Linked DNA regions of Homo sapiens: region 1 is linked to region 2. A link is a loop called in an ENCODE intact Hi-C map of the cell type or tissue named here. Cell type or tissue: heart left ventricle. All regions are shown on one strand. Links, peaks and the distances in the headings refer to the core of each region. The heading gives the core; the rest is flanking DNA.

Evidence for each region. Peaks named below come from ENCODE experiments on the same cell type or tissue, not always from the same donor. Only the 100,000 strongest peaks of a DNase experiment are listed, where the experiment ranks them.
Region 1: it touches region 2 in a loop (9-fold over the local background); 5 of 110 quality-filtered maps call a loop at or near these places.

The regions. Positions count from the first base shown.
Region 1 is chr4:143,761,696-143,777,506 of GRCh38, reverse strand. It overlaps the pseudogene LOC100419356. Among named protein-coding and RNA genes, the nearest start is that of FREM3, 69 kb to the right of the region's middle. In heart left ventricle, for the core only: no CTCF peak of the experiment used is centred there; no DNase peak of the experiment used is centred there; H3K27ac peaks cover 378 bases.
Region 2 is chr4:143,580,117-143,595,927 of GRCh38, reverse strand. FREM3 (FRAS1 related extracellular matrix 3) reads left to right here. Exons shown (of 8, transcript NM_001168235.2): 7 at 9,935-10,084. Among named protein-coding and RNA genes, the nearest start is that of SMARCA5-AS1, 73 kb to the right of the region's middle. In heart left ventricle, for the core only: a CTCF peak has its summit at 8,043 (motif pointing left); no DNase peak of the experiment used is centred there; H3K27ac peaks cover 398 bases.

The DNA of each region.
Region 1 (15,811 bases), core at 5,000-12,999, 180 kb before region 2:
TCCTTACATTATGGAAGAGGCTAGGGATCTCTCTGTCCTCTTTTATAAAGGCACTCATCCCACCATTGAAGGCTTCCCCCTCATGACCTAATCACCTCCCAACAGCCCCAGTTTTTAATGACATCACATTGGCAATTAGCATTGATAAAAATTTGGGGACCCTTAAATATTTAGAACGTAGCAATGAGGTTAACAATCTTTAAGTTGGCAATTGGTCTTTAAGGATTATGCGGCAAAATGCACCAAATATATCCTAAGTTCAATAGAGTTTGTCTCTGCAATTTAATGTATCTTTTCGACATTCCTTTAGTATTCATTCTCATTTAAATATCCGAATTAATGTGAGCAAAAAAGACATTTGTTTATTTCTGACTCCTCCTATTTTTCTTTCAGCCCAGGAGAATAACATGGCAGTCTTTCATTGCCTTCAGACAAAACAGTTTGATAAATTAATGATGTGCTCTGGTGACATCAAATTCAAAGCAGTTGGCAGTACTTGAGAATATAATTTAGACTGATTGGAGCAAGGCTAATAAATGATGCTTTGCTGGTGCGCAATAACATCTTTTATCCATGAAGCTAAGTCTGCCAGAGCATATCATGACCTATATATTTCAGCCCTTTGAAAGCAAATCAGCCTGTTGTTCAATTTTGAAAATATATGAAAAGTTCCATAATAGTGTATCTTCACATTGTAATAGTGATCAATTGTATTTTAAAACAATATTCAAGAAACAAATTAAATAAACTATGTTATATTTCTCTAAAAATTCGAGATCAATCTTCAAGGCATGAAAGGAAATTCTCCAGATCAATTTTTGTTCATATATTTCCTGAGAAAAACGTAAATAGAATTTTGTACATCTATTAACTCATTTTAAATCCTCCCCGTAACACAAATGATTATCATTTAGATATTGAGCTATATAGGAACTCCTAATTCTGGACTACCTTCTTATTCTTTGTCATGCATCTTTCTGAAATAAGTACAGATTTACAAGAGCATTGATTATATTTTTATTGAAGTTCTTTTCTCTATATATTATCTATATTTTAATTTTTAAAAATCCTCTTGATAATGGTGAAGCTAACCACCAAAAACCTCACTGTCACCTATTTACAGCATTTTGAATCAAACCCCATCTCAGCACTCTGGAGATCTAGGATCCTTTATTGTGGGTTCATGGATGGACCTAAGTGGGGTTATGAACACTGTGAAAATTTGGAGCACTAAGCATATTTTTCAACACAAAGATTCCATAATTTTCATCAAATTCTAAAAACATCAGTGACTCAAAAATGTGAAGATAAGAATATTTTGGTCAAAAAACTAGGCTTTATTTTTACTTATTCTAGGCTGACATTTTTTCTGACTCCCCAGAATTATAATTTTGACCATTTCTATAATTTACTATACGCTTTTATTTTAAATTCAAAGACAAATTCATAGTGTACTCAGTAGTTTCCTATAAGACTAATAGTGTTTTGGATACAACAGTGTATTTACAACTTTTTCTTTACAACTGCAAAACTGTATCTTTATATTTATTCATATTGATATGAGGCTTCCCAATAAATCAAACCTTTTGGTTATTAGCATGTACAATATACATGTATTAGAATCATAGCAGTTTATAATGGTAAGAAGCCTTAGTAGAGATCAGTTTCTACTGTCCATCCAAAGCATAAATCCTGTTCACATTACCCTTGAGAGATGATCAATTTTCAACCTTTGTATGACTGTTTCTTGTGACAAGGAACTCTACAGTTTAAGCTGGTCAAGTACATTTTTAATAACTATAATTATAAGGAAGTTATCTCCTATATAGTATTTATGTTAAGTAATTTGAATATTATCCTAAAAGCAAGAGGAAACCATTAAAAGGTTTTAATCATGAAAATAACATGATTAGATTTATATTTTAAAATATGCACTCTGAAGTGCAAGTAATTAGCTTATAAAACAAAAGACAGATAAACAGAAAAAAAATTTTATTGTGGTCTGAACAAACTTGACCATAGAGATAGAAATTTTAGAAGTTTTGTAAGAGGTAGAAACAATGTTGTTGTAGCTGGCTGGATTTAGAGGGGAAAAGAGGTGAAACAGATGACACTCAGGTCTCAGAGTGAATGGTGGGGCATTTCGATGAGATAATAACTAAGAAAGACAAGCAGGTTTGGAGGATCATATTGAACTTGTGGTGGCTACGGAGCATCTATGAAGTTCAGACTAGAAATCTAGACTTAAGGTATTTTTTCAGAGTCATAAGAATAAAAATATAATTGGAGTCATAAAAAGTGAATGAAATTGCAACTCAATAAAAAAGAAAAGTATCCAATCAGGAAATGTACAAAGATATAGACATTTCTCTAAAGGTGAAATACAAATGGCCAATAAGCATATGAAAAAAATGTTCGACATCATTAGCCATCATGAAAATACAAATGAAAATGACAAACATATCATTTCATATACACGAGGATGGTCATAATCAAAAGGATGTAATAACAAGCATTGAAGACATTGGAACCCTTACGCACTGCAAGTGAGAATGTAAAATCTTGCAACCTCTTTGGAAATCAATTTGCAGTTTTTTGAAAAGTTAAATGTAGAGTTACCATATGCACCTAGCAATTTCACTTCTGGATATACACTCAAGAGAAATGCAAACTATGTCCACATAAAAGTTTATAGGTGTATTAATAATAACAGCCAAAAAGTGGAAATGAGGCTGTTTATGGAGATATGAGCACAACGGTGCCAAACTTCTGCTGCTGTTGCTCTGCATAGGATTCACAAACTCACGAGAAATGAAGATGATTGATCAGATGCAGCTGACATGTGCCTCTTCACTGAGAGGAACCAAAATATCAAGTAAACCTTCATACTTTGAACAGCCAGGAAAAAAACCCTGGCTGCCGCTTTTTCTCTTGGTGGGTTCTTTGGCACAGGAGAAACACCTCTGCCCCTCCCTGGGTTGTTCCAGTGGCCTGAGAGCTGCCCCTCAGCTCCCACCAAGGTTGTGCTTGGTCCCACCCTAGTTAGCCTGGAGAGCCTGGAGGTAGGTTCGCCCAACCCAGCCCCACCCAGCTTTCCCCCCTGCACCCCCGTTGGTCAGAGTGTGGAATGGGACACTTGAGAGCTCCATGCTCCCCATCACCAGGCACACCCTGGTAGTTCCCCTGATCAACAAAGGCCAAGTAAAATTTCCACTGCCATCACCACAGCCGCCTCTCACCTGCAAGCACCACATATGGATGGGAGGTCAAACTGCATGTCCAATCACAACTTCTGCTGACATCATTGTACAGTGCTCAGCCAACTCTTACCTGTAAGCACCACCTGCTGGCCTGTATGGTGAACTGCACAACCCAATATAATTACTGCTGGTAGAAGTGCACAGCACGGGGGAATGAGGTAACTTCTGAGATCTCCATCTCCTCATCTCTGTAGGAGACAGTAAGCCTGACCATATGTACAGCACGCCACTACTACAATCTAGCATTTTAGAAAACCACTACACTAATGTGATATATAAGCAAAGAATTCATACAGTGCTTTGGTCCTCTAAAAGCATATAGAAGTGAAACCAAAGGACCCCACCAATATATGCAAAAATCACACTCTAGTGGAAGAAAAAAAATCCCACGCAAATAAAAGTAAATTCCCAGGTAAGAAGTGACAGCTTCTACAAATGAGAAGGAACCACCACAAGAATTCCAGCACCATGAAGAAACAGAATGTTGTGACATTCTCCAAAGACCACAATAGCTCTCTAGCATAGATTCTAACCAAAATAAAAACTTTGAAATGACAGATAGAGAATTCAAGATGTGTGTTATAAGGAAGCTCAATGAGAACACAGAGAAAGTTGGAAATCGACACACACACACACACACACACACACAGAAAAACAATTCAAGAGATGACAGATGAGATAGATGTATTTTTAAAAAACTAACCAGAAAACCTGGAAATTTTCAAATTAACCCACTTAGACAAAAAAAGAATTTAAAATACTGAACAAATTGTTTGAGATATATGGATTATGTGAAGCAAGGGAGAAGAAAAAGTAAGAAGTTTGAAAAACATATTTGAGGGAATAATTGAGGAAATTTTCTCCAATCTTGCTACAGATGTATACATGCAGATACAAGAAATTTAGGGAAGACCTTGAAGATGTTATATAAAACAATTATAACCAAGGCATATAGTCATCAGACAATCAAAGGCCAGTGTGAAAGAAAAAGTCTTAAAGGCAGCTAGAGAGAACTATCAAATCACCTATAAAGGCAATCCTATCAGACTAACAGTGGACTTCTCAGCAGAAACCCTACAAGCCAGAAGACATTAGAAGCCTATTTTCTGCCTTCTTACAGAAATAAAAATGCCAGCCAAGAATTTTATATACTGCCAAACTAAGCTTAATAAATGAAGGAGAAATAAAGCCTTTCCCAGACAAACAAATGCTAAGGGAATTTGGCACCACTAGACCAGTCCTACAAGAAATGCTCAAAAGCACTCTAAACATGATAATAAAAGGATACTCATCATCATATAACACACTGGTTATTTCTAGTAAGTGTTTTCCAAACACTTGCTAGAAATCTCATGGATCTTATAAAACAATTACATACATAATTGAGACTCAAAGGCAACTAGCTGACAAATCTCTGGCAGGACAAAACTTCACATATCAATATTAACCTTGAATGTAATGGCCTAAATCCTCCATTTAAAAGATATAGACTGGCAAATTGGATTACAAAACAAGACACAACCACCTGCTGCCTACAAGAGACCAATTAAATAGCTAAAGACACCTGCAGACTCAAAGTAAAGGGGTAGAAAAAGATATACCACACAAATAGAAAACAAAAGTTAGCAGAAGTAGCCATTTTTACATCAGATAAAACAGACTTTAAACCAACAACAGTTAAAAAAAAAAAAAAGACAAAGAGGGGCATTATATAATGATGATGAGGTCAATACTACAAGAAGTTTTAACTATTCTAAATAAAATAAATATGCACCCAACACGGGAGCACCCAGATTGATAAAACAAATACTACTACACCTAAGAAAAGAGATTGACAGCAATTCAGCACTAGTGGGGGACTTCAAAATCCCACTGACCACACTAGATAGATCATTGAGGCAGAGTCAACAAAGAAGCACTAGACATAAACTGGACTCCAGACCAAATGAAACATAGATATTTAACAAACATTTTATGCCCAAAACCACAGAATATACATTTTTCTCATCTGTGCATAGAACACTCTCTAAGATTCACTATATGCCTTGCCACAAAGCAAGTCTCAATAAATTTTTAAAAATCAAAATTATATTAAATATATTCTTGGACCACAGTGGAATAAAATTATTAATCAATACCATGAGAAACTCTCAAAAATACACAAGTACATGAAACTAAACAACTTGCTCCTGACTTTTTAGTAAAAAATGAAAGTAACATAGAAATCAAACAATTTTTAATGAAAATACAGACACAACATATCCAAACCTCTGGGATACAGCAAAGGTAGTGCTAAGAGGAAAGTTTATACTATTAAATGTCTACATCAAAAAGATATAAATATATCAAATTAGTAGTCTAGTGTCACATTTCAAGGAACTAGAAAAGCAAGAACAAATCAAACCCAAAAGCCAGCAGAAGAAAAGAAATAATAAAAATCCGAGCAGAACTAAATGAGATTGAGACCAAATGAACAATACCAAGGATCAATGAAATGAAAAGTTGGTTCTTTGAAAGGATAAACAAAATGAATAGACCACTAGCAAGTTTAACCAAGAAAAAAAGATTCAAATAAGGACAATCAGAAATAAGTGTTATTACAACCAATACCACAGAAAAACAAAATACTATCAGAGATTACTATAAACATCTCTATGCACACAAACTAGAAAACTAGAGGAAATGGATAAATTCCTGAAAACATGCAACCTCCCAAAATTGAACCAGGAAAAAATAGAAATGCTGAACAGATGAGTAACAAGTAATGAGATTTAATCAGTCATAAAAAATTTTCCAACAAATAAAAGCCCAGTATCTGATGGATTCACAGCCAAATGTTATGAGATGTGCAAAGAAGAGCTGGTACCAATCTTACTGAAACTACTCCAAAGAATAGCTAGTTAGTTAGTTACTTAGTATCATAGAATACTCAATTCATGGAATTCCTCCTCAATTCTATGAAATGAGTATCACCCTGATCCAAAATCAAGAAAGGACATAACAAAAAAGAAAACTATAGGCCAATATTTCTGATGAATATAGAAGCAAAAGTCCTCAAAAAAAAAGAAAATTAGCAAACTGAATCTAACAGCATATTAAAAAGATAATTCATCACTATCAAGTGGGCTTTATTTTTGGGATGCAAGGATGGGTCAACATTTGCCAATCAATAAATGTGATTCATCACATAAACAAAATCAAAAACAAAAATCATATGATCATCTCAATAGTTGCAGAAAAAGCATTGGGTAAAAGCCCACATCCCTTAAAGATAAAAACCCTCAACAAACTATGCATCAAAGGAATACACTTCAGAATAATAAGAGCCATATGTGACAAACCCACAGCCAACACCATACCAAATGAGGAAAAGTTGAAAGCATTCTCCTTAAGCACTGGAGCAAGACAAGGATGTCCACTCTCACCACTCATACTCAACATAGTACTGGAAGTCCTAGCCAGAGCCATCAGGCAAGAGAAAGAAATGATAGGCATTCAAACTGGAAAATAGGAAGTCAGCGTATCTCTGTTCACTGATGAAATGATCACATATCTGGAAAATCCTAAAGATTCCTCTAAAGACTCTTAGACTTAATGAACAACTTCAGTAAACTTTCAGGATACAAAATAAATGTACACAAATCAGTAGCATTTCTGTACACCAATGATGTTCAAGCTGAAAACCAAATCAATAACTCAATCTCATTTACAATAGCCACACTGAAAAAAAAATTCTAGGAATACATTTAACTAACAAGGTGAAAGATCTCTACAAAAAGAAGTATAAAGCACTGATGAAAGATATTATAGATGACACAAACAAATGAAAAACATCCCATGCTTATGGGATGGAATAATCAATATAGTTAAAATTACTATACTGTCTAAAGCAATCTACAGATTCGATGCAATTCTTATCAAAGTACAAATGCCATTCTTCACAGAACTAGAAAAAACAATCTTAAAGTTCACATGAAACAAAAAACAGCCCAAATAGCCCAAGCAATAATAAAAAAAAAAACAGCAAAGCCATAGGCATCACATTACCTGACTTCAAATTATGCTACAAGGCTATAGTAACTAAAAGAACACACTACTGGTACAAAAATAAACATATAGATTAACAGAACAGAGGACCCATAAATAAACCCACATACCTACAACCAACTGGTCTTTGACAAAGTGAACACAAATAAACAATGGGGAAAGTATACCCTATTCAATAAATGCTGTTGGACTAGCTGGCTAGCCATATGCAGCAGAATTAAACTGGACTCCTACAATTTCCCATATACAAAAATCAACTCAAAATGGATTAAAGATTTAAATGTAAGACCTCAAACTGTAAGAATTCGAGAAGAAAACCTAGGAAATACCTAGGTTTTTGTGGACCTCAGTTTTGGGGAAAAAAATTATAACTAAGTCCTCAAGAGCATTGCAATAAAAACAAGATTGACAAGTGAGACCTAACTAAAGAGCTTTTTCACAGCAAAAGAAACTATCAACAGAGTAAACAGACAACCTATAGGGTTGGGAGAAAACATTCAAAACCTATGCATCCAACAAAGGTCTAATATCTAGGATCTATAAGGAACTTACACAATTCTACAAGCAAAACAACAAATAACCCCATTAAAAAGTGGGCAGAAGACATGAACCGGCACTTCTCAAAAGAAGACGTACCAGTGACCAAAAAAGATGTACCCAACATCACTAATAATCAGGGAAATCCAAATCAAAACCACATTGAGATACCATCTCATGCCGGCCAGAATCACTATTATTAAGAAGTCAAAAAATAACAGATGCTGGTAAGGAAATGTCAACCAGTTCAGCCACTTTAGAAAACACTTTGGAGATTTCTCAAAGAACTTACAGAACTACTATTTGACCCAGCAATCCCATTACTGGACATATATCCAAAGGAAAATAAATCATTCTACCAAAAATAACATATGCACTTATATATTCATTGTGGCACTATTCACAATAACAAAGACATGGAATCAGCCTAGGTGCCCATCAATGGTGGATACTATTTAAAAAATGTGGTACATACACACCACAAAATACTACACCACCATAAAAAAGAATGAAAGAACGTCCTTTGCAGCAACATGGTGGCAGCTAGAGACCATTATCCTAAGTCAATTAATGCAGGAACAGAAAACCAAATACCACTTATAAGTGGGAACTAAGCATTGGGTACATAAAGATGGAAACAATAGACACCAGGAACTTCTTGTGGTGGGGGAAGGGCAAAGGTTAGAAAACTACCTATTGTGTACCATGTGCACTATCTGGCTGACAGGATCAACTGTACTCCAAATCCCAAGATCACACAATATACCCATGTAACAAAACCTGCACATGTACCCCTGATCTAAAATAAAAGTTGAAATTGATAAAAAATAGTAATAATAATATAAAATACATTTATTAAGAATATAAAAAAAAAAGAATGATGAGAGTATTTACACCAAGGAAACTGGCAAACACTACAAACCAGGACTTTTAATTTTCTGAATGTGAGTTTATCAGCACACCACCGGCTATTACTTTAATGGTGCTGAGATCCCAAACATTGTTTGGATCATTTTACGTACATTCACTCATTCAATCCTTACCCTACTTTGTAAAATAGGTACTATTTTTATCCCGATTTCAACTATAAGAAAACTGGATCCCAAAGATGTTAAGTTATTTACACAAAGTCATGCAACTAGTAGCGACAGAGACAACAGTACAGCCCAGACAGTCTGGCTCCAGAGACCTGAGAAACAATGAGAGTACAGTTTCTTGAATGCCAAGGAATGACAGTGCTTTCGGAACAGGGTAATGGTTAGTGCCAAATACTGCTGAAAGGTCAAGTAATTAAATCAAAAGTCACAAGTGCCATAGCAAAAAATGAGTCATGGTGACTTTGGCAAGGCATTTCAGTGGGATTAAAAAAAAATGAAAGAGAATGAAAAATTTTAAAATTGTGTTGCCTCCTCAACCACTTCCTTCAGCAACGCTGGGAATTGTCGGAGTTTCCTGATTGGAGCACATGTGTAGTCAAGAAAGGTTAGAGGAAATAGAAGCCCACAGTAACACTAGGGAAGTCACTATTGGGGAAAAAAACTATATTGAATAGAGACAAAAACAGTCTACAAACTCTTAGTTTTCATAAACAATGTGCTTCTGATAAGGAACCAGCAAGTGTTAAAGACACAGCTAAACAATTTAAACACATGTTTGAAATGATAATTAGCATGTATTTAAACTGGGACTATTTACTATGTTTCTGAACACAGATTTTATCTATTATCTTTAGAAAAAATCTGCTTGAATAGATAGGTAGAGATGTGTAGTTTACACATTTTTGAAAGAAAAAATATATTAATCTTTGTTTCTAATATGTGCCTGACCCCTTGCAACATGTCTTATTCCCCAATTCAATTAAAATTTCTATGTGACAATAATAGCAACCACCAATGACAGAAGAACTTAATATCCATGTAAATGTACAAAATTAATTATGTCTTATATATATCAACAATAATAATGAAACAGACAAATAATAAGATTTTAGTCCATGATAGGAAATTTTAGATATTAATTATGTGGCATGTAGAAGTGAGCAGCTTTCAAATTTTTCATTTTCTTTGGTCTAATAATCCCACTATTGAAGTATATCCAAGGAGGAAATAATCTAAAATGTTCAAAATAAAATTTTTTCAAAAACTTTGCACAAACTCAAATATGCTTTTGGTGAAATTTCATTTGACCCACGAGATAGTGCTCACCTTTTCCCACTCTGCTCAGTGCAGCAGGAGGCTGACCTGCTTAGATTATAGCCATGAATCCCTTCTGCTCTGGCTTCTAGTTGTGTCAAGTCAATGGGAGGCATGGGAAGAGGAACAATCAATACATGGGAGACAAATAAGGCTGAGGTGTTTATTGTTCTGAATCTCTCCCCTTTGGATCTACAAGAGTTGGTTGGTTTTCTGTGTCCCTTTACCCAAAACCTTCACTCCAGATAGGTAGCTCACTCTATACAGCTACTCTCTCCAGTATTATTTCCCTTCACATGTACTATTGCTAAGTCCAGGATATTATACTGCTTCTTGCTTGTTTCCTTAAACCCTGCTCATATCATTATAAATAATGCCTCTAAAAGTCTGTATGGTGAGCATACGAAGGAAGACAAACTTTTATCATTGCCAGTGGGATACAAAACAGTATAGCCATTTTGGAAGACAGGTTGGCAGTTTTGCACAAAACTGAGAATACTTATACAATATGATACAGCAATAATGTTCCCAGGATTTACTCAACTAATCTAAAAATTTATGTCTACAGAAAAACCTGCCCATTAATGTTTACAGCAGCCTTATTTATATTTACCAAAAACTGGAAGTAATCAAGATGTCCTTCAACAGATGAATGGATAAACACAATATGTTATATTCATGCAACGGAATATTATTCAGCAAAAAAGGGAAGGGAAGGGAAGGGAAGGGGAAAGGGAAGGGGAAGGGGAAGAGGAAGGGGAAAGAAAAGGGGAGGGGAGGGGAAACGGAAAGAAAGGGAAGAAAGCATGCTTTCAAACCACAAAAAGAGGAAGAATTTTAATACACATTGCTAAGTAGAGAAGACAGTCTGAAAAGGCTACACACTGTATGATTCCAATTATATGATTATATAACATTCTAGGATAACACAGCTACAGAGAGAGTAAAAATATACATGGTTGCCGGGGTTTGGTGTGGAGGAGGGTTGCACTGGTGAAACACATTTTATCTAATCCACTGTTTATGGGCACCTAGGTTGATTCCATGTCTTTGCTATTGTAAATAGTGCTGTAATAAACATATGAGCGCGTGTATCTTTCTGGTAGAACAATTTATTTTCTTTTGTATATATACCCAGTAATGGGATTGCTGGGTCGAATGGTAGTTCTGTTTTAAGTTCTTTTAGAAATCTCCTGTTTTCCGGATAGGTAGCTCCCTCCATACAGCTAAACTAGTTTACATTCACATCAATAGTGTATAAGTATTCCCTTTTCTCCATGGGAGACTATGCAGCCATAAAAAAAGAATAAAATCAGGTCCTTTGCAGCAACATAAATGGAGCTGGAGTCCATTATCCTCAGAGAATTAACACAGGAACAAAAAACCAAACATCACGTGCTCTCCCTTAATAAATGAAAGCTAAACGTTGGATACTCATGGACGTAATGACTGGAACAACAGACACTGGGGACTACTAGAGGAAAGGAAGGAGGTTATCAGGGGTTGAAAAACTACCTCTTGCATACTATGCTCACTAGCTGAGTGACAAAATCAATTGTGCCCCCAAAACCAGAGCATCACACAATATACCCATGTAACAAACCTGCACATGAACCCTCTGAAACTAAAAGTTGAAATTATTTTTAAAAATAAAAAGAAAATTTAAAAATGAAAAATAATTTCTAGATCTATGCATATATATATGTTAGTAGACACACATATTTTCTTGCTCTCTCAGGTAAGTCATGAAACAACAACCTCCCAGTAACAAAGAGTACCCAGATCTTGGTTTCTAATACTATTCTCCACTAAAAGGAACCAGAGCTTCTTGGAGAAATGACCGATTCTAGAACTGCGGCAGAAAACATACAAGATGAGCTAGAGCATCCTGTAGTGCCAGAAAGAAGAGTTTCTTTAAAAAATAAAATTAAAAACCTACTTTGATGGGAATGTGCTACATAGCAGCCAACTGAAAGAGCTTCCAGTGACCAAAATTGGAAAAATTTGAGTAAAAAACTAAAGCGGCATTGGTGATATAGTTTGGATATTTGTCCTCCCCAAATCTCATGTTGAAACTCAATCCCCAGTGGTTGAGGTGGGGAGGAAAGACGTTTGGGTCATGGCCCCAGATTCCCTCATGAATGGTTTGGTGCTGTCATGGTAATTAGGAGAGTTCTCACTCTATTAGTTAATATAGGAGCTGATTGTTTAAGAGAGTTTAGGACCTCCCCCAACCCACCTCCGTCCTTCCTTCCTCTCTTGCCATGTAATGCCTATTCCCTTTCCCCTTCTGCCACCATTGGAAGCTCTCTGAGGCCCTCATCAGAAGCTGATGCTGGTGCCATGTTTCTCGTACAGCCTGTAGAACAGTGAGGCAAGTAATCCTCTTTTCTTTATAAATTACCCAGCCTTAGATATTCCTTTATAGCAACTTAAATGAACTAAGACAATCAGATTATGTCTTAGTCCATTTTTGCTGCTACAACAAAATACCACAGACTAGGTCATTGATAAACAGTAGAAATTTGTTTCCCACAGTTACAGAGGTGGGGAAGTTCAAGATCAAGGTGCTGCCAGGTTCAGTGTCTGGTAACAGCTTTTGACTTCTTGCTACATCTTCCAGAGGGGATGAACACTGTGTCCTCACATTGTGAAAGGTGGAAGGACAAAAAAAGCCTAGTTTCCTCCAGCACTTATATAAGGAACTAATCCATTTATAAAGGAGTAGTTACCATAACCTAATCACTTCCCAAAATGCCCTGCCTCTTAATACCATCACTTAATGGGTATTACGTTTCAACATGTTATTTGGGGTGGAAATCTTCAAATTGTAGCAGGTTATAACCCAAAGTATAATATATATATTTATGATTCATATTTATATAAAAAGTGATTAAATGAATAAGTAAGGAATAAGATACAGGTATCTCCTGCAGAAGAATTCCAGATAATTTATATAGATACTCATCACTCAAGGAGAAGGGGCATGAATCCCCACTCTTCAACTGTCAACCATATATGATGGCTCTTTTCCCAATGGGTACAGTATGGAAAAGAGTGAAAATAGAGTAACTTTACAGTGAGAAACCTGACAAACACTACCTTAGCCAGATGATCAAGGTCAATATTAACAAAGATAAATCATGCTGATATATGTACCCTGGATAGAATGTAATGAAAATGAAACTTTACCTGTGGTCTTCCTCCCAAAAACCCATAACTTCAGTCAAATCATGAAAACAAAAATCTGAAAAATTTCATTAGGGTAGCATTCTACAAAATACTTGACCAGTGCACTTCAAAACTGTCAAGGTCATAAAAAATAAAGAACATCTGTGAAAGTATCACAGCTAAGAGGAGCCTAAGGAGATATGACTACTCAATGTAATATGGTATCCCGGCTGGGATCCTGGAATAGAAAAGGATATAAGTTAAGAGCTAAGGAAATCTGAACAAATGATGGGCTTTAATCGATAGCAATGCATCATTTGGTTCATTAATTGTAACAAATGTACCATATGAATAACATATACCATGTTAACCAAAAGGGAAACTGGGTGATAAGGTATATGGAAACTGTACTATCTTCTCAATGTTTCTATAAATCTAAAACTGTTCTAAAAAATAAAGCTTATTTTTCAAAAATCTCCTAAACTACCCACTTTGATTGTGCAATCTATTTCCTGGTGGAACACTAACTGTTAATCCAGATGCCCAACAGTGAGCAGAATAATTCAGTAAACGCTGTTTCTGTTCATTAGACATAGTGTTTTTAACCTGTTAAAAATATTTTTACAAAATGTGTAAAAGATAAAACGTTTAAGTTATATTGCCGAGTAAAGAATTTAAAAAGCATAATGCATAGTTACATATATTTTTTTCAAATATCTTTTTTAACTTAAATAAGGAAAAGACTAGAAGGACAAGCACCAGCATGTAAAAAATATTTAAAGTGAGTGATGGAAAACAATATTTTTTCCACTCTCTTTTCCACTTCTTTGTATTTTCCAGAATTTCTGAGTATTTAACTACCTTTGCTATGGAAAATAATAGTGAAATACATTACACATGGAAGTTTTTGGTAAGGTTTCAGACTTAATTATATTTTATGTATTTTAATTTTGCAATTCTAACATTCTGACATAGCCATAAAATTCTCAAATTTTGCTATTTAATGTATGTTATAGACTGAGTTGTGTTCCTCCAAAATTCATATACTGAAGTCCTAACCATTAGTATCTTAGAAGGTGATTGTATTTGGATACAGACATTTAAAGAGGTAATTATTTTTAAATGAGGTCATTAGGATGGACTGTAATCCAATATGGCTTGTATCCTGGTAAGAAGAGGAGTTTAGGACACAGGTAGGTACAGAAGGAAAATCTTATGAAGACACAGGGAGAAGAAGCCATCTATAAACCAAGGAGAGGGGCACTGGAGGAAGCCAATTCAGCTGACACTTTGATCTTCAACTTTTAGCCTCCAGAAATGTAAGAAAATTAATTTCTGTTGTTGAGACCACCCATTCTGTGGTACTTTGTTATGGTAGCCTTAAACTCAATGGATTAAGTTTGAGGTCTTATTTTCCTCTGCACTTTTTATAGTCTTATTCTCTATATTATATGATTTTATAATTCGTTTCTAGCAATAATGATTAGTTCCTAAAACAACATCACTGTGAAAATAATTATATATATCTTAATCTGATATTAGCTCAACTGAAAAGAAAACATTTTTACAATAATAAGCTTTAATTAAAATTTGCTGACACCAAAAATAATTTAATTTGCTCTTCAAAGGTAAATTTATATGGATATCTGTGTAAATTTATCCATATTTGTAAAACACACACACAAAAAAAATAAATAAATAAAACACCTGGGAAGGAATTAGTGTTTGTATATTAGAATCACCTGGGAAGTTTTCAAAATGACTAATGCCTGGAGGCAGCCCCCGAGATTGTGGGTTAAAAGTCTGACATGTCATCTCATCCCTGGAATTGTTAAAGTTCCCTAAAGTAATTCTAACGTGCAGCCACAATTTAAGAGCCATTGCTTTTTATTGAGAAAACATTACCTGAGTTTTCCTCTGAGTGAAGACATAATAGTTTTTAAAAATTCCTCTCTTATCCATAGAATCAATAAGCAACCTAAATGATGAAAAACAAAGAATATTTTATCATCAGTGAAACAAGAGCCATAACCCCAAAGCCCAGAATTTGAGGACAAAAAAAAAAATATCTACTGATCTTGTACAGAAGGAAGAAACTGATCAGTAATCCGCTTTGTAGCAGTAGTTCAGAGTCCACTAAAGTGAGGTAATAAACTGTAAATAACTGAATAGAAGGCATCTGTTATATACAGCTTGTCAAGAAGTCACAGGAAGGATGGCTCCACCAGGCTGCCAGTGCCACTGTTCTTATGGTTGCCATCTCATCATTGTTATGGCAGTCTCCACTGTTGCCTTGGCCATGGCCAGTTACATCAAATGGACCTCAATGAGGTGTCCAAGTTGAATGCTACGGTTTAGGATCAAGAGGAGCAGCACTGCCAGGAGGGGGCCCTGAGCCTTCTACAACACCTGTGGCAATATTGGGACCTTCCAGGAAGTAACTCTGAAGCTCTTGATAGAAGGAATCACAAATAAACTTATTGGCCATTGTATGGGTGATATAAAGGAGGATGTAGACCTTGAGAATTTATAGCAGTAAGACTGAGTTGCTAATTGAAGAGATAACGGAAGTAAAGGGTTTCAGAGTGCCATAGACTCTACTGT
Region 2 (15,811 bases), core at 3,572-11,571:
TGAGCCTCAAAGGCAGTTCCTTCTTTTTTTTTTTTTTTCTGAGATGGCGTCTCGCTCTGTCGCCCAGACTGGAGTGCAGTGGCGTGATCTCAGCTCACTGCAAGCTCTGCCTCCCAGGTTCACGCCATTCTTCTGCCTCAGCCTCCCAAGTAACTGGGACTACAGGAGCCTGCCACCACACCTGGCTAATTTTTTTGTATTTTTAGTAGAGACGGGGTTTCACCGTGTTAGCCAGGATGGTCTTGATCTGCAGACCTCGTGATCCGCCCACCTTGGCCTCCCAAAGTGCTGGGATTACAGGCAAGAGCCACGGTGCCCGGCTCCCTTCTTTTGCTATAGCATAGCTGAATGAAATCCTAAGTGCTACAGCAAAAGAAGGAACTGGTGTGGAGGCCCTGTCATACCAAAAATATCTCAAAAACAAGACTGTATATCTGTTTACATTCCCAGTAACTAGCACCATGCTTACAGCACATAGGGGATGCTCAATAGATGTTCGTTGAACTGAAGTAAAAAATATTTTTTAAAAAAACATTGAATTGGCTTTGCCAAATCTGATATTACAGAACCAATACTGACCAATGGGCATTGTCTTTCTTTTCTCAGAATTCAAAACCTGTTTAAATAAGCAGCTCTAGAATTGTTCTAAAGATTAAGCCTACCCGTCTGTTTCTAGAATCTGTTTTCTATCCTGAGACAACTGGAAAAATATTTTCCTATCTTCCATTTTTTGGCATCCATTCTGTTCTGTATGGTTTCTCAGTTTACCAACAGTGTTTCTGTTACCTCACCTGCAAAACCTGGCATTAAGCGTCTCCGAATATGAACACTGAACTCATTTTAAATGATAATTTTATCTCTTTGAGAGCTTAATTTCTGACCTTGTCATATTTATTTTTCCTATTTTCATTTAAAGAACATTCTCTCTTAAAGGAGATTAAAACACATCTATGGCTGTGGAATCCATTTAACATAAATGTGATGTGGCCAAAGCATCATATTCTTCTAATTGCCCATCCTTTAGAATCACTGCTAGCATCTCAGTTTCTCAGACAGAGCTAAGGTAAAGAGTACTTGGAAACTCTTCTGTGCTACATGGAGGAGCTGTTTTCTCTGTTCTGACAGATCTCCTGATGCTCAATACCTAGAGCATCTAGAAAGAATTTCATGACATTTTTTCCAAGTGACACTACCCTCCTCTCATGTCTTATATCTTAGTGTATTCAGAGGCTTGAGTTCTGACATTTTTTTCTCTAAACAACAGTACAACTGATCCAAATGTTTTTTACCTTTCTCACTTCTTGCCCTTCCCCAATGCCACACAATATAATTCCTCTGCTAAAAATGTAGGTAACTTTGTTCAAAGTTTTTTTCAACAAACTTTGTAATAAGTTCAAAATACATCAGAAGAGAGTTAAAAATGTCCATTTGACAAATTCTTGAGACTTTGTCAATATGCCAGCCACTGCATCACTAAAAATACAAGGGCATATAGAATATGGTGCCTGACCTTGAGAACAGTTCATAAGACTCTGATAAAAACACAGGACAGAGGGTGGAGCCAAGATGGCCAAATAGGAACAGCTCCAGTCTACAGCTCCCAGCGTGAGCGACACAGAAGACGGGTGATTTCTGCATTTCCAACTGAGGTACCAGGTTCATCTTACTGGGGAGTGTCGGACAGTGGGTGCAGGGCAGTGGGTGCAGTGCACCGTGTGTGAGATGGAGCAGGACCAGGCATCGCCTCACCCGGGAAGCACAAGAGATCAGGGAATTCCCTTTCCTAGTCAAAGAAAGGGGTGACAGACGGCACCTGGAAACTCGTGTCACTCCCACCCTACTACTGCACTTTTCCAACGGGCTTCTCAAACGGCACACCAGGAGATTATATCCTGCACATGGCTCAGAGGGTCCTACGCCCACAGAGCCTCGCTCATTGCTAGCACAGCAGTCTGACATCAAACTGCAAGGTGGCAGCGAGGCTGGAGGAGGGGCACCCGCCATTGCCGAGGCTTGAGCCAAAGCGGCTGGAAAGCTCAAACTGGGTAGAGCCCACCACAGCTCAAGGAGGCCTGCCTGCCTCTGTAGACTCCACCTCTGGAGGCAGGGCACAGACAAACAAAAGACAGCAATAACCTCTGCAGACTTAAATGTCCCTATCTGACAGCTTTGAAGAGAGTAGTGGTTCTCCCAGCATGCAGCTTGAGATCTGAGAACGGGCAGACTGCCTCCTCAAGTGGGTCCCTGACCCCCGAGTAGCCTAACTGGGAGGCACCTCCCAGTAGGGGTGGACTGACACCTCACACAGCCGGGTACTCCTCTGAGACAAAACTTCCAGAGGAACGATCAGGCAGCAGCATTTGCAGTTCACCAATATCCGCTGTTCTTCAGCCACCGCTGCTGATACCCAGGCAAACAGGGTCTGGAGTGGACCTCCAGTAAACTCCAACAGACCTGCAGCTGAGGGTCCTGACTGTTAGAAGGAAAACTAACAAACAGAAAGGACATCCACACCAAAAACCCATCTGTACGTCACCATCATCAAAGACCAAAGGTAGATAAAACCACAAAGATGGGGAAAAAACAGAGCAGAAAAACCAGAAACTCTAAAAATCAGAGCACCTCTCCTCCTCCAAAGGAACGCAGCTCCTCACCAGCAACGGAACAAAGCTGGACAGAGAATGACTTTGACGAGTTGAGAGAGGAAGGCTTCAATAGATCAAACTACTCCAAGCTAAAGGAGGAAGTTCGAACCAATGGCAAAGAAGTTAAAAACTTTGAAAAAAATTAGATAAATGGATAACTAGAATAACCAATGCAGAGAAGTCCTTAAAGGACCTGATGGAGCTGAAAACCACAGCACGAGAATGTGATGAATGCACAAGCCTCAGTAACCGATGCGATCAACTGGAAGAAAGGGTAACAGCGATGGAAGATGAAATGAATGAAATGAAGCATAAAGAGAAGTTTAGAGAAAAAAGAATAAAAAGAAACGAGCAAAGCCTCCAAGAAATATGGGACTATGTGAAAAGACCAAATCTACGTCTGACTGGTGTACCTGAAAGTGACGGGGAGAATGGAACCAAGTTGGAAAACACTCTGCAGGATATTATCCAGGAGAACTTCCCCAATCTAGCAAGGCAGGCCAACATTCAAATTCAGGAAATACAGAGAATGCCACAAATACTCCTTGAGAAGAGCAACTCCAAGATACATAATTGTCAGATTCACCAAAGTTGAAATGAAGGAAAAAATGTTAAGGGCAGCCAGAGAGAAAGGTCGGGTTACCCACAAAGGGAAGCCCATCAGACTAACTGCTGATCTCTCAGCAGAAACTCTACAAGCCAGAAGAGAGAGGGGGCCAATATTCAACAATCTTAAAGAAAAGAATTTTCAACCCAGAATTTCATATCCAGCCAAACTAAGCTTCACAAGCAAAGGAGAAATAAAATACTTCACAGACAAGCAAATGCTGAGAGATTTTGTCACCACGAGGCCTGTCCTAAAAGAGCTCCTGACGGAAGCACTAAACATGGAAAGGAACAACCAGTACCAGCCACTGCAAAAACATGCCAAATTGTAAAGACCATCAAGGCTAGGAAGAAACTGCATCAACTAATGGGCAGAATAACCAGCCAACATCATAATGACAGGATCAAATTCACACATAACAATACTAACCTTAAATGTAAATGGGCTAAATGCTCCAATTAAAAGACACAGACTGGCAAATTAGATAAAGCGTCAAGACCCACCAGTGTGCTGTATTCAGGAAACCCATCTCACGTGCAGAGACACACATAGGCTCAAAATAAAGGGATGGAGGAAGATCTACCAAGCAAATGGAAAACAAAAAAAGGCAGGGGTTGCAATCCTAGTCTCTGATAAAACAGATGTTAAACCAACAAAGATCAAAAGAGACAAAGAAGGCCATTACATAATGGTAAAGGGATCAATTCAACAAGAACAACTAACTATCCTAAATATATATGTACCCAGTACAGGAGCATCCAGATTCATAAAGCAAGTCCTTAGTGACCTACAAAGAGACTTAGACTCCCACACAATAATAATGGGAGACTTTAACACCCGACTGTCAACATTAGACAGATCAGTGAGACAGAAAGTTAACAAAGATATCCAGGAATTGAACTCAGCTCTGCACCAAGTGGACCTCATAGACATCTACAGAACTCTCCACCCCAAATCAACAGAATATACATTCTTTTCAGCACCACACCACACCTATTCCAAAACTGACCACATAGTTGGAAGTAAAGCTCTCCTCAGAAAATGTAAAAGAACAGAAATTATAACAAACTGTCTCTCAGACCACAGTGCAATCAAACTACTACTCAGGATTAAGAAACTCACTCAAAACCGCTCAACTACATGGAAACTGAACAACCTGCTCCTGAATGACTACTGGGTACATAACGAAATGAAGGCAGAAATGAAGATGTTCTTTGAAACCAATGAGAACAAAGACACAACATAGCAGAATCTCTGGGACACATTCAAAGCAGTGTGTAGAGGGAAATTTATAGCACTAAATGCCCACAAGAGAAAGCAGGAAAGATCTAAAATTCACACCCTAACATCACAATTAAAAGAACTAGAGAAGCAAGAGCAAACACATTCAAAAGCTAGCAGAAGGCAAGAAATAACTAAGATAAGAGCAGAACTGAAGGAGATAGAGACACAAAAAACCCTTCAAAAAAATCAATGAATCCAGGAGCTGGTTTTTTGAAAAGATCAACAAAACTGATAGACTGCTAGCAAGACCAATAAAGAAGAAAAGAGAGAAGAATCAAATAGACGCAATAAAAAATGACAAAGGGGATATCACCACTGATCCCACAGAAATAAAAGCTACCATCAGAGAATACTATAAACACCTCTATGCAAATAAACTAGAAAATCTAGAAGAAATGGATAAATTCCTCGACATATACACTCTCCCAAGACTAAACCAGGAAGAAGTTGAATCTCTGAATAGACCAATAACAGAATCTGAAATTGAGGCAATAATTAATAGCTTACCAACCAAAAAAAGACCAGGACCAGATGGATTCACAGCCGAATTCTACCAGAGGTACAAGGAGGAGCTGGTACCATTTCTTCTGAAACTATTCCAATCAATAGAAAAAGAGGGAATCCTCCCTAACTCATTTTATGAGGCCAGCATCATCCTGATACCAAAGCCTGGCAGAGACACAGCAAAAAAAGAGAATTTTAGACCAATATCCTTGATGAACATTGATGCAAAAATCCTCAATAAAATACTGGCAAATTGAATCCAGCAACACATCAAAAAGCTTATCCACCATGATCAAGTAGGCTTCATCCCTGGGATGCAAGGCTGGTTCAACATACAAAAATCAATAAACGTAATCCAGCATATAAACAGAACCAAAGACAAAAAACACGTGATTATCTCAATAGATGCAGAAAAGGCCTTTGACAAAATTCAACAATGCTTCATGCTAAAAACTCTCAATAAATTAGGTATTGATGGGACGTATCACAAAATAATAAGAGCTATCTATGACAAACCCACAGCCAATATCATACTGAATGGGCAAAAACTGGAAACATTCCCTTTGAAAACTGGCACAAGACAGGGATGCCCTCTCTCATCACTCCTATTCAACATAGTGTTGGAAGTTCTGGCCAGGGCAGTCAGGCAGGAGAAGGAAATAAAGGGTATTCAATTAGGAAAAGAGGAAGTCAAATTGTCCCTGTTTGCAGATGACATGATTGTATATCTAGAAAACCCCATCGTCTCAGCCCAAAATCTCCTTAAGCTGATAAGCAACTTCAGCAAAGTCTCAGGATACAAAATCAATGTGCAAAAATCACAAGCATTCTTATACACCAATAACAGACAGAGAGCCAAATCATGAGTGAACTCCCGTTCACAATTGCTTCAAAGACAATAAAATACCTAGGAATCCAACTTACAAGGGAGGTGAAGGACCTCTTCAAGGAGAACTACAAACCACTGCTCAAGGAAATAAAAGAGGATACAAAGAAATGGAAGAACATTCCATGCTCATGGGTAGGAAGAATCAATATTGTGAAAATGGCCATACTGCCCAAGGTAATTTACAGATTCAATGCCATCCCCATCAAGACACCAATGACTTTCTTCACAGAATTCGAAAAAACTACTTTAAAGTTCATATGGAACCAAAAAAGAGCCCACATCGCCAAGTCAATCCTAAGCCAAAAGAACAAAGCTGCAGGCATCACGCTACCTGACTTCAAACTATAATACAAGGCTACAGTAACCAAAACAGCATGGTAGTGGTACCAAAACAGAGATATAGACCAATGGAACAGAAGAGAGCCCTCAGAAATAATGCCACATATCTACAACTATCTGATCTTTGCCAAACCTGAGAAAAACAAGCAATGGGGAAAGGATTCCCTATTTAATAAATGGTGCTGGGAAAACTGGCTAGCCACATGTAGAAAGCTGAAACTGGATCCCTTCCTTACACCTTATACAAAAATTAATTCAAGATGGATTAAAGACTTACATGTTAGACCTGAAACCATAAAAACCCTAGAAAAAAACCTAGGCAATACCATTCAGGACATAGGCATGGGCAAGGACTTCATGTCTAAAACACCAAAAGCAATGGCAACAAAAGCCAAAATTGACAAATGGGATCTAATTAAACTAAAGAACTTCTGCACAGCAAAAGAAACCACCATCAGAGTGAACAGGCAACCTACAGAATGGGCGAAAATTTTTGCAACCTACTCATCTGACAAAGGGCTAATATCCAGAATCTACAGTGAACTCAAACAAATTTACAAGAAAAAAACAACCCCATCCACAAGTGGGCCAAGGACATGAACAGACACTTCTCAAAAGAAGACATTTATGCAGCCAAAAAACACATGAAAAAATGCTCATCATCACTGGCCATCAGAGAAATGCAAATCAAAACCACAATGAGATACCATCTCACACCAGTTAGAATGGTGATCATTAAAAAGTCAGGAAACGACAGGTGCTGGAGAGGATGTGGAGAAATAGGAACACTTTTACCCTGTTGGTGGGACTGTAAACTAGTTCAACCATTGTGGAAGTCAGTGTGGCGATTCCTCAGGGATCTAGAACTAGAAATACCATTTGACCCAGCCATCCCATTACTGGGTATATACCCAAAGGAATATAAATCATGCTGCTATAAAGACACATGCACACGTATGTTTATTGTGGCACTATTCACAATAGCAAAGACTTGGAACCAACCCAAATGTCCAACAATGATAGACTGGATTAAGAAAATGTGGCACATATACACCATGGAGTACTATGCAGCCATAAAAAATGATGAGTTCATGTCCATTGTAGGGACATCGATGAAGCTGGAAACCATCATTCTCAGCAAACTATCGCGAGGAGAAAAAACCAAACACTGCATGTTCTCACTCATAGGTGGGAATTGAACAATGAGAACACATGGACACAGGAAGGAGAACATCACACACTGGGGCCTGTTGTGGGGTGGGGGGATGGGGGAGGGATAGCATTAGGAGATATACCTAATGCTAAATGATGAGTTAATGGGTACAGCGTACCAACATGGCACATGTATACATATGTAACAAACCTGTACATTGTGCACATGTACCCTAAAACTTAAAGTATAATAATAATAAAAAAAACACAGGATAGCATGTTAGAATGGTAAATTTAACATTTTTGCATTTTAAAGAGGTGCTAAATCAAGAGAGGGGGCTCGAAGGAGACCATTTGGGCAGTATGATGTGTGCCACCTGCAATGTGGAGAACACAATGAACTGGGATCTGGCTCTGCCTGGAAAATCTGAATGTGGGAGATAAACTGGTTGGCTGCTTTGGTGGATGAACAAAAGAGAGGGACTGCATTGGGGTTAAGTGGTATTCCTGGAGTTTATCAAGGCAGAGGATGCAGGAAGGTTGCCATGGACCACATGTGAGCCATGCATACAAGAGTGAGCCAGAATGAACTTGTCCAAAGGTGCCATCTAGAGGGCTGAACAGAGGTACTTCCAAATGCTAAATAGGTTGAGGAATGATTAAGTGATCAGCCAGAATATATCTGTTTCATCCTCATCAAGAGAACTGCAGATAAGAGATACCCAACTGTGGGAGTGAGAGATCCCAAAGAACCTGCAGAAGTGCCCATGATAAACAGGATCAGCTTTTCTTCCATCTTCCAAAACCAAAGAGTACTGACATCCATGAAAGTGTTCAAGAAAGAACTTTCCTGCTACTCCTGCCTATCCTCCTTCTTTCCTGTCCCAACCGTGGAGGCATCAGAAACACCCATTAGCAATAATGAGGAGAAAGTTCTTGGTAAGAGAAGAAAGAATGGGATATGTGCATTACCCTGACCTGATCACTGTGCCATAAATATATCAAAACACCACTATGTACCCCATAAATACATACAATTACTACATGTTCATTAAAAAGAAAAGAAAGAATGACCCTACCACCCTTTTCTGAGTGCAGGCCACCTGCCTGCTGTATGCCTGAGGTGAGCAAATTGCAAGTGTATTCCATCACTACAGTTATAGAACTATTTGAAATGTTAGGGAAGCACAGAGTGAAGAATGATTATTTATTGAGGAAATAAATATGGCTTCCCAGAGAAGGCAACTCTTTATCAATAAAGTCTTAAAAAAATGAGTAGGCATTTGCCATATTGGCACATTCCAGCTCAGAGAACATCATCAACAAAGATGGAGGCTCACAAATGCATGCTGTGTTCAGTGTATTGGGAGCTGTTTGGCATAACCAGGACAGGAGAGGTCTTGCAGTTTTACTACTACTACTCCCTCAGCAGTTAAAAGATCTACTAAAATACATCTTGAAACAAATAATATTTACTAAATCTGATTCCTAGCCTCCAAAAATTTGAATTTAAATTCAGATACACTCCTGGTGCATTGCAATATATTTGCAAAGGTGTCATCTCCATAACTAATTTTCCGTTCAACAACCTCAAGGGGTTGTTCCTCCATGGTGAATCTGCTTCCTAATATTTACATTTTTTGCCTCCAGATGTCACAGCCAACAAAAGTATTCATCTCAAAATCTTTTTCATGACAGTACATATAGTAGGTATTGTTACAGCTAAGCCTTGTATATGCTTTAAATAATCACCTAAGTTCATAGCTACCTTTTAGAACAAGAGCGAACGGGGTATGGATAAGTGTATTTGCTTGGCCAAAGCAACATTCGCATTGTCAACCTCTTTCTCCTTTTAGAAGATGTACAATTCCCTTCTACCCACCGCTGAAGCCTGGTGTCTGTGCTGGTTGTTCTCCTTCAGCCTTCTTTTTCTATGGAGTCACTTCTTGGTCTCCTGGGGAAGCGCTTCTGGCATCTCAGCTAACAGGATCTCTCCTCCCCCTCATTCACTGCCCCAGGATTTCCATCTGTCCCTGTAATCAGCAAATGCCCTAAGAAAAGGCATAGCCATAGTGATCAAACTCAGAATTCTGGCTCAACTGTCCCTCCACAGGAAGAGCAATTTTCTCCCTGCCAAAAAAAGCCTCTCTAACTTCTCCACCATCTTTTCCCAAACAATAGTGGACTTGCCTGAGTTACAGCTGATTGGCCAATTTTCCCTAATAGGAAAATCTCTTCTATGTAATGGAAAGTTCTTAAAACAAAAAAATGAATAGCATCTCAACTGACTTCATCTCATGGCATTTCCTGGAGTCAAAGTCATGGTATGTGACTCTGATGTGGCTTTTTGTGTGTTTTTGTTTTTGTTCTCCCTGAGCTATATAAAAAAACAAGACCTATGGGATCTGTCATGTCTGACAATTATGACAAATGCCCAGGCTCACACAGGGCCAAAGGAGACAGTATACCAGGCAGGCTGAAGCATTCTTAGTGTATCTTTTTTTGCCTCTTTAGAACCTGTCCTGCACTTTGGGGATGCTGAATATCACGTCAATGAAAGTGCTCGCTACGTGGAGGTTTGTGTTTGGAGAAGAGGCACTGATCTTTCCCAACCATCATCCATCGCCGTGCGCTCCAGAAAGTCAGAGCAGGAGTCAGCAGAAGGTGAGAGGGCCACTTAAAGAATATATCATTATCATGATACATGTTTATGGTGGAGTCTAGTCTGTTAAGTGTAAGCATGCTTAGTCTTTGTTGATGGACTCTGAATGAAAGTTTCTCTGGCTTCAGCACGTAGATGGTTTGTATACATAATGACTTCTGCTGGTTACAAAATAAGTACATTATTCAAACAGCAGCCTTTATGATTCATTTATTACCCACTGGCTTGTCATGGGCTCACATTAATTTTTCCAAAGTTCAGAATATTTATAGATACCTAAAGCTGCTCATAAACAATATTTCAGATGAAATTACCCCCATAATGGCCAAGCAAGTCCCAACTCGTGGAAGAATCTCGTCACATATTAGACCTTTGAAGTGTAGGAGGTTTTCACTTCAGACTCAGGCATTTGCCTTAGCTTCAAACAGCATGTCTTCATGCCCTGCTCACCTTTGCATTTCCTGACATGGATGATCAAGGCCTAGCTGACAGCATGGCACAATTCTAGATATCATTTCCTCTAGAGTACCTGTCAGGTGCTTTATCAGAAAAAGAACAGGACCCAATAGGAAAAGAAAAGGACATTTCCATGTACATTGATGCCCACATTTTCTCATTTGCAGTTGTGACCTTTTGGTGTGGTGTTAGGTTGTTAATTTTATATCTTTCTAACTTTTTGATGTGAGCATTTAGCACTATAAACTTTCCTCTTAATACTGCTTTAGCTGTGTCCCAGAAGTTCTGGTATGTTGTATCTTTGTTCTCATTAGTTTCAAAAAAATTTCTTGGTTTCTGCCTTAATTACATTGTTTACCCAGAAGTCATTCAGGAGCAGGCTGTTTAATTTCCATGTAATTGTATGGTTTTGAGTGATCTTCATGGTATTGGTTTCTATTTTTATTGTTATATAATCTGAGAGTGTGGATGGTATACTTCTGAATTTTTTGAATTTGCTAATAATTTTTATGGCCAACGGTGTAGTCGATTTTAGAGTACGTGTATGTGCAGAAGAGAAGAATGTATATTCTGTTGGTTTTGGGTGGAGAGTGTTATAAATGTCTATTAGGTCCATTTGGTTAAGTGTCAAATTTGGGTCCCAAATATCTTCATTACTTTTCTGCCTTGATGGTCTGTCTAATACTGTCAATAGGGTGTTGAAGTCTCCCATTATTATTGTATGGTTATCTAAGTCTCTTCATAGGTCTTTAAGGACTTGTTTTATGAATGAGGATACTCCTCTGTTGGGCACATAAATATTCAGGATAGTTAAGTCTTCTTGTTGAATTAAACCCTTTACGATTATATAATGCCTGTCTTTGTCTTTTTTATCATTGCTGGCTTAAAGTCTGTTTTGTCTGAAATTAGAATAGCAACCCCTGCTTTTTTTGTTTTCCATTTGTTTGGTAGATTTTTTTTTTTTTTTTTTTTTTGAGACGGAGTCTCGCTCTGTCGCCCAGGCCGGACTGCGGACCGCAGTGGCGCAATCTCGGCTTACTGCAAGCTCCGCTTCCCGGGTTCACGCCATTCTCCTGCCTCAGCCTCCCGAGTAGCTGGGACCACAGGCGCCCGCCACCGCGCCCGGCTAATTTTTTGTATTTTTAGTAGAGACAGGGTTTCACCTTGTTAGCCAGGATGGTCTCGATCTCCTGACCTCATGATCCACCCGCCTCGGCCTCCCAAAGTGCTGGGATTACAGGCGTGAGCCACCGCGCCCAGCCTGTTTGGTAGATTTTTCTCCATCCCTTTACTTTGAACCTATGACTGTCATTGCATGTGAGATGGGTCTTTTGAAGACAGCATGTGGTTGGATCTTTCTTCTTTATCTAACTTGCAACTCTGTGGCCTTTTAATTGGGTCATTTAGCCTGTTTTCATTCAAGGTTAATATTTGATATGTGAGGATTTAATGCTGTCATCTTGTTGTTAGCGGTTTATTATGCAGACTCAATTGTGTAGTTGCTTTATAGTGTCAATGGTCTATGTACTTAAGTGTGTTTTTGTGGTGGCCATAATGGTCTTTCATTTCCATATTTAGTGCTCCTTTAAAAACCTCTTGTAAGGCAGGTCTGGTGGTAATGAATGCCCTTAACATTTGCTTGTCTGATGAAGATCTTATTTCTCCTTTTTTGATGAAGCTTAGTTTGGCTGGATATAAAATTCTTGGTTGAGATTCTTTTTTTTTTTTAATAATGCTTAATAAAGGCCCCTAATCTCTTCTGGCCTGTAGAGTTTCTGCTGAAAGATATGCTGTTAGCCTGATGAGGTTCTCTTTGCTGCCTTTCTCTTCTCTTTAGCTGCCTTTAATATTTTTTTCTTTCATGTCAACCTTGGAGAGTCTGATGACTATGTGTCTTAGGGATAGTTGTCTTATACAGTATCTTAAAGGGTTCTCTGCATTTCCTGAATTTGAATTTTGGCCTCTCTAGTGAAGTTGGGGAAATATGCATGGACAGTATCTTCAAATATATTTTCCAAGTTGTTTGGTTTCTCTCCCTGTCTTTCAGGGATGCCAATGAGTCGTAGATTTGGTCTCTTTACAGAATCCCGTATTTCTAAGAAGTTTTGCACATTCTTTTTTATTCTTTTCTCTTTATTTTTGATTCTGTTCATTCAGAGAACCTTTTTGCTATGAGATTCTTTCCTCAGCTTGGCCAATTCTGTTGTTAATACTTGCAATTGGCCCGGCACAGTGGCTCTCATCTGTAATCCTAGCACTTTTGGAGGCCTAGGCAGGTGGATTGCTTGAGTCCAATGTGGGCAACATGGCAAAACCCCATCTCTTCAAAAAATACAAAAAAATTAGCCCGGCATGGTGGTGTGCACCTGTAGTCCAAGCTAGTTGTAAGACTGAGGTGGGAAGAGCACCTGAGCCCAGGAGGTTGAGGCTGTGATGAGCCATACATTCCAGCCTGGGTGACAGAGTTCAAACCCATCTCAAAAAAAAAAAAGTAAATTAATTAATTTAAAAATAATAAATATTTTCAATCGTATTATGAAATTCTTGTAGTGTTTTCAGCTCTATCAGATCTGTTGGTTCTTTCTTCATTTCATCTTTCAGTTATTATATCATTTTATTATTATCCCTAGATTCCTTGGATTGGTTTTGACTTTCACCTGATTCTCGATGATCTTTATTCCTATCCATATTCTGAATTCTATGTCTGTTATTTCAGTCATTTCAGCCTGGTTAAGAACCATTGCTGGGGAACTAGTGCAGTCATTTGGAGGAAGGAAGACACTATAGCTTTTTGAATTGCCAGAGTTCTTACGCTAGTTCTTTCTCATCTGTATGGGCTGATATTCCTTTAACTGTGGTGTAATTTTAATATAGTCAATTGACTTTGTTTCTGGACGTTTTCAGAGGGCCAAGGCTTTGTTCAGGGTCTTCATATGTAGCTGAATTCTTGTCCTTGGTTTCACAGGGTGTTATATGCAAAGTATTTTTGGTTTTGAAGTTTGGGCTGTGATCTAGTAGATGGCGTGTAAGTGTAACGGCTGGTAGGCAGGCTCTTACTCAGCCACATGGCTCCTCTGTGCATTTGCAGCCATGTTCCCTCTCAGCACTCTAACAGTGTGGGTTCCTCTCTTACCTGAGTGCTGGCTGCAGATCTTGGCTTTGCACTCCTAAGCTATACACCGCAGCCTTGAGGCAAGCTCAGGCTTTACACTCCCTCTCCAGCTTGGGGGTGACGAGGACAGAGACCTTAGCAGTGGTAATGGCAAAGGGCTTTTGACTTGTCTCTTGGAGCTCCACCCCAGAGAAACACAGAGCCACTACAAATCAGAGTGGCTGCATTGTGAGCCCAAGCTTGGGGCACTGGGGAGGGCCTGCCTGGTGATGGGCAGGGAGTGCAGGAAGCTCACAGGGAGGACAGACTGGCCTCTTCTCCTTAGGGCAGCTAAGAGCTGGAGGTGTGAGTAAAGCACTCAGAATCTTTGTTCCTTTTCTTCTCTGGGGGCAGCAAGGGCAGTACCACTACAGTGGCAGTAACAAAGGAACTTTCAGTTGCCTCTGGGAGCTCCACCCCAGAGAAATGCAGAGCCACTGCCAATGGAAATGTTCAGCCAGGAGGTGGTGCAGCTGTGCTGTGGTCTTGAGCCAGGAGCCCTGTCTGGTGAAGAGCAGGGGGTTGGGGTCTCACAGGGAAGAGAGACTTGGCTCCTGTCCATATGGCAACTGGCACGGTAGAGGTGTGAGTAAAGCCCTCAGACTCTTTGTTCCTTCCCCAGTCTGAGGGCAGCACTGGCAGAACCACTGCAGTGGCAGTGGCAGAGGGGCTGTCAGTTGCCTCTGGGAGCTCCAGCCCAGGAAGACACAGAGCCACTACCAGTGGGAATGCTCAGCCAGGGGCAGGGCAACTGCTTTGCAGTCCTGAGCTGGGGGCCCTGCCTGGTGAACAGTAGAGGCTCCCAGGAAACAGAAACTGAGCTCCTCTTCGTATGGTGTTTGTGCCATGCCGGAGGTGTCAGTGACTTGACCAGCCCTTTGTTCCTTCCCCAGTCTGAGGGCAGTAAGGGCAGTACCACTGCAGCTGCAATGGCAGAGAGGTTTTGCATTGTCTCTGGGATTTCCTCCCCAGAGAAATGCAGAGCCGCCAATGACTAAAGGGTTCAGATGGGGACAAGATGGCTGTGCTGGGTTCCCAGATCAAGAGGCCCTACCCAGTGAGGATAACAGTGGCAGGGACTCGCATGGAGAACAGTCTGGGCAGTTTTCTATAATCCTGCTGCACTGGGCTGGAGGCCTGAGTTAGTCCTGAATCTCTTTGCTCCCTCCCAAGCCTGAGCGCAGCAGGAGCTGGGGTTGTGGAGCAGCAAAAATGGTGGCACTGCTACTTCTGGGAGCTCTGTCCCAAGGAAGTGCGGAGCTGCTACCAGCCAAGAGCCTAGGTGGGGCTGGGGTGGCTGGTGTCCCAGGTCGGGAGGCCCTGCCCAGTAAGAGGTAGCAGAAGCAGGACTCATGGGGAAAACAGTCTATTTCTCCATAAGGCAGCTGTGCTGTGCTGGGGGTTACATTAGTTCTCAATCTTTGTGCTCTCTCCAGAGCCTGAAGACTGCAGGGGCAAGAGCTGCAGACCAGCAAAACTGACAGGCCTGCCTGCTACCACTGGGATCTCCATCCCAGAGAAGTGCAGGGCTGCTACCAGCCTGCAAGCTCAGGTGGCCATGCTGGGGTCCCAGGCCAGTGGGCTTTGTTTAGTGAGTTCAGTGGAGGCAAGTTGTGCAGTCCATCTGCTCTTCAGCTCTGTGAATTCACAGAGCCCCTATCCTGGGGGCATGTGAGGCAGCAGGAGCTCCAGAGGCTGGTACCAGTGTTCCCAGGGGTCCAAAGCCCCTGGGACTCCATGCATGCCTGAGCCTTAGCTCTGCCCAGTCTCCACACAGTTCCCTGTGTCTGTCTGGAGGCACCAGTGGTAGGGGTGGTCATGGGGGATTTCCAGAGCCCAGGGTTGCAAAGGTTCATGGAAGAACTGTGGGTCCCAGGAGGGTCGCACTCACCATTTACCCACGGTGGGGATCCTCCCCTGGCTTTGCCCCAGTCCTAGGTGGGCAGCCGTCCTGTCTCACTCTTCTATGTTCTCTGTGGGTCATGTTGCTTCCTTGATGAATCTCAACCTGTCCACCTAGAAAATCCAGCTGAAGAGCTTGTGTGTTTATTCACCACTCTCTGTCCTCTCCATGAGAGCAGCACACACTAACAGCTTCTAGTTAGCCATCTTGGCACTCTCC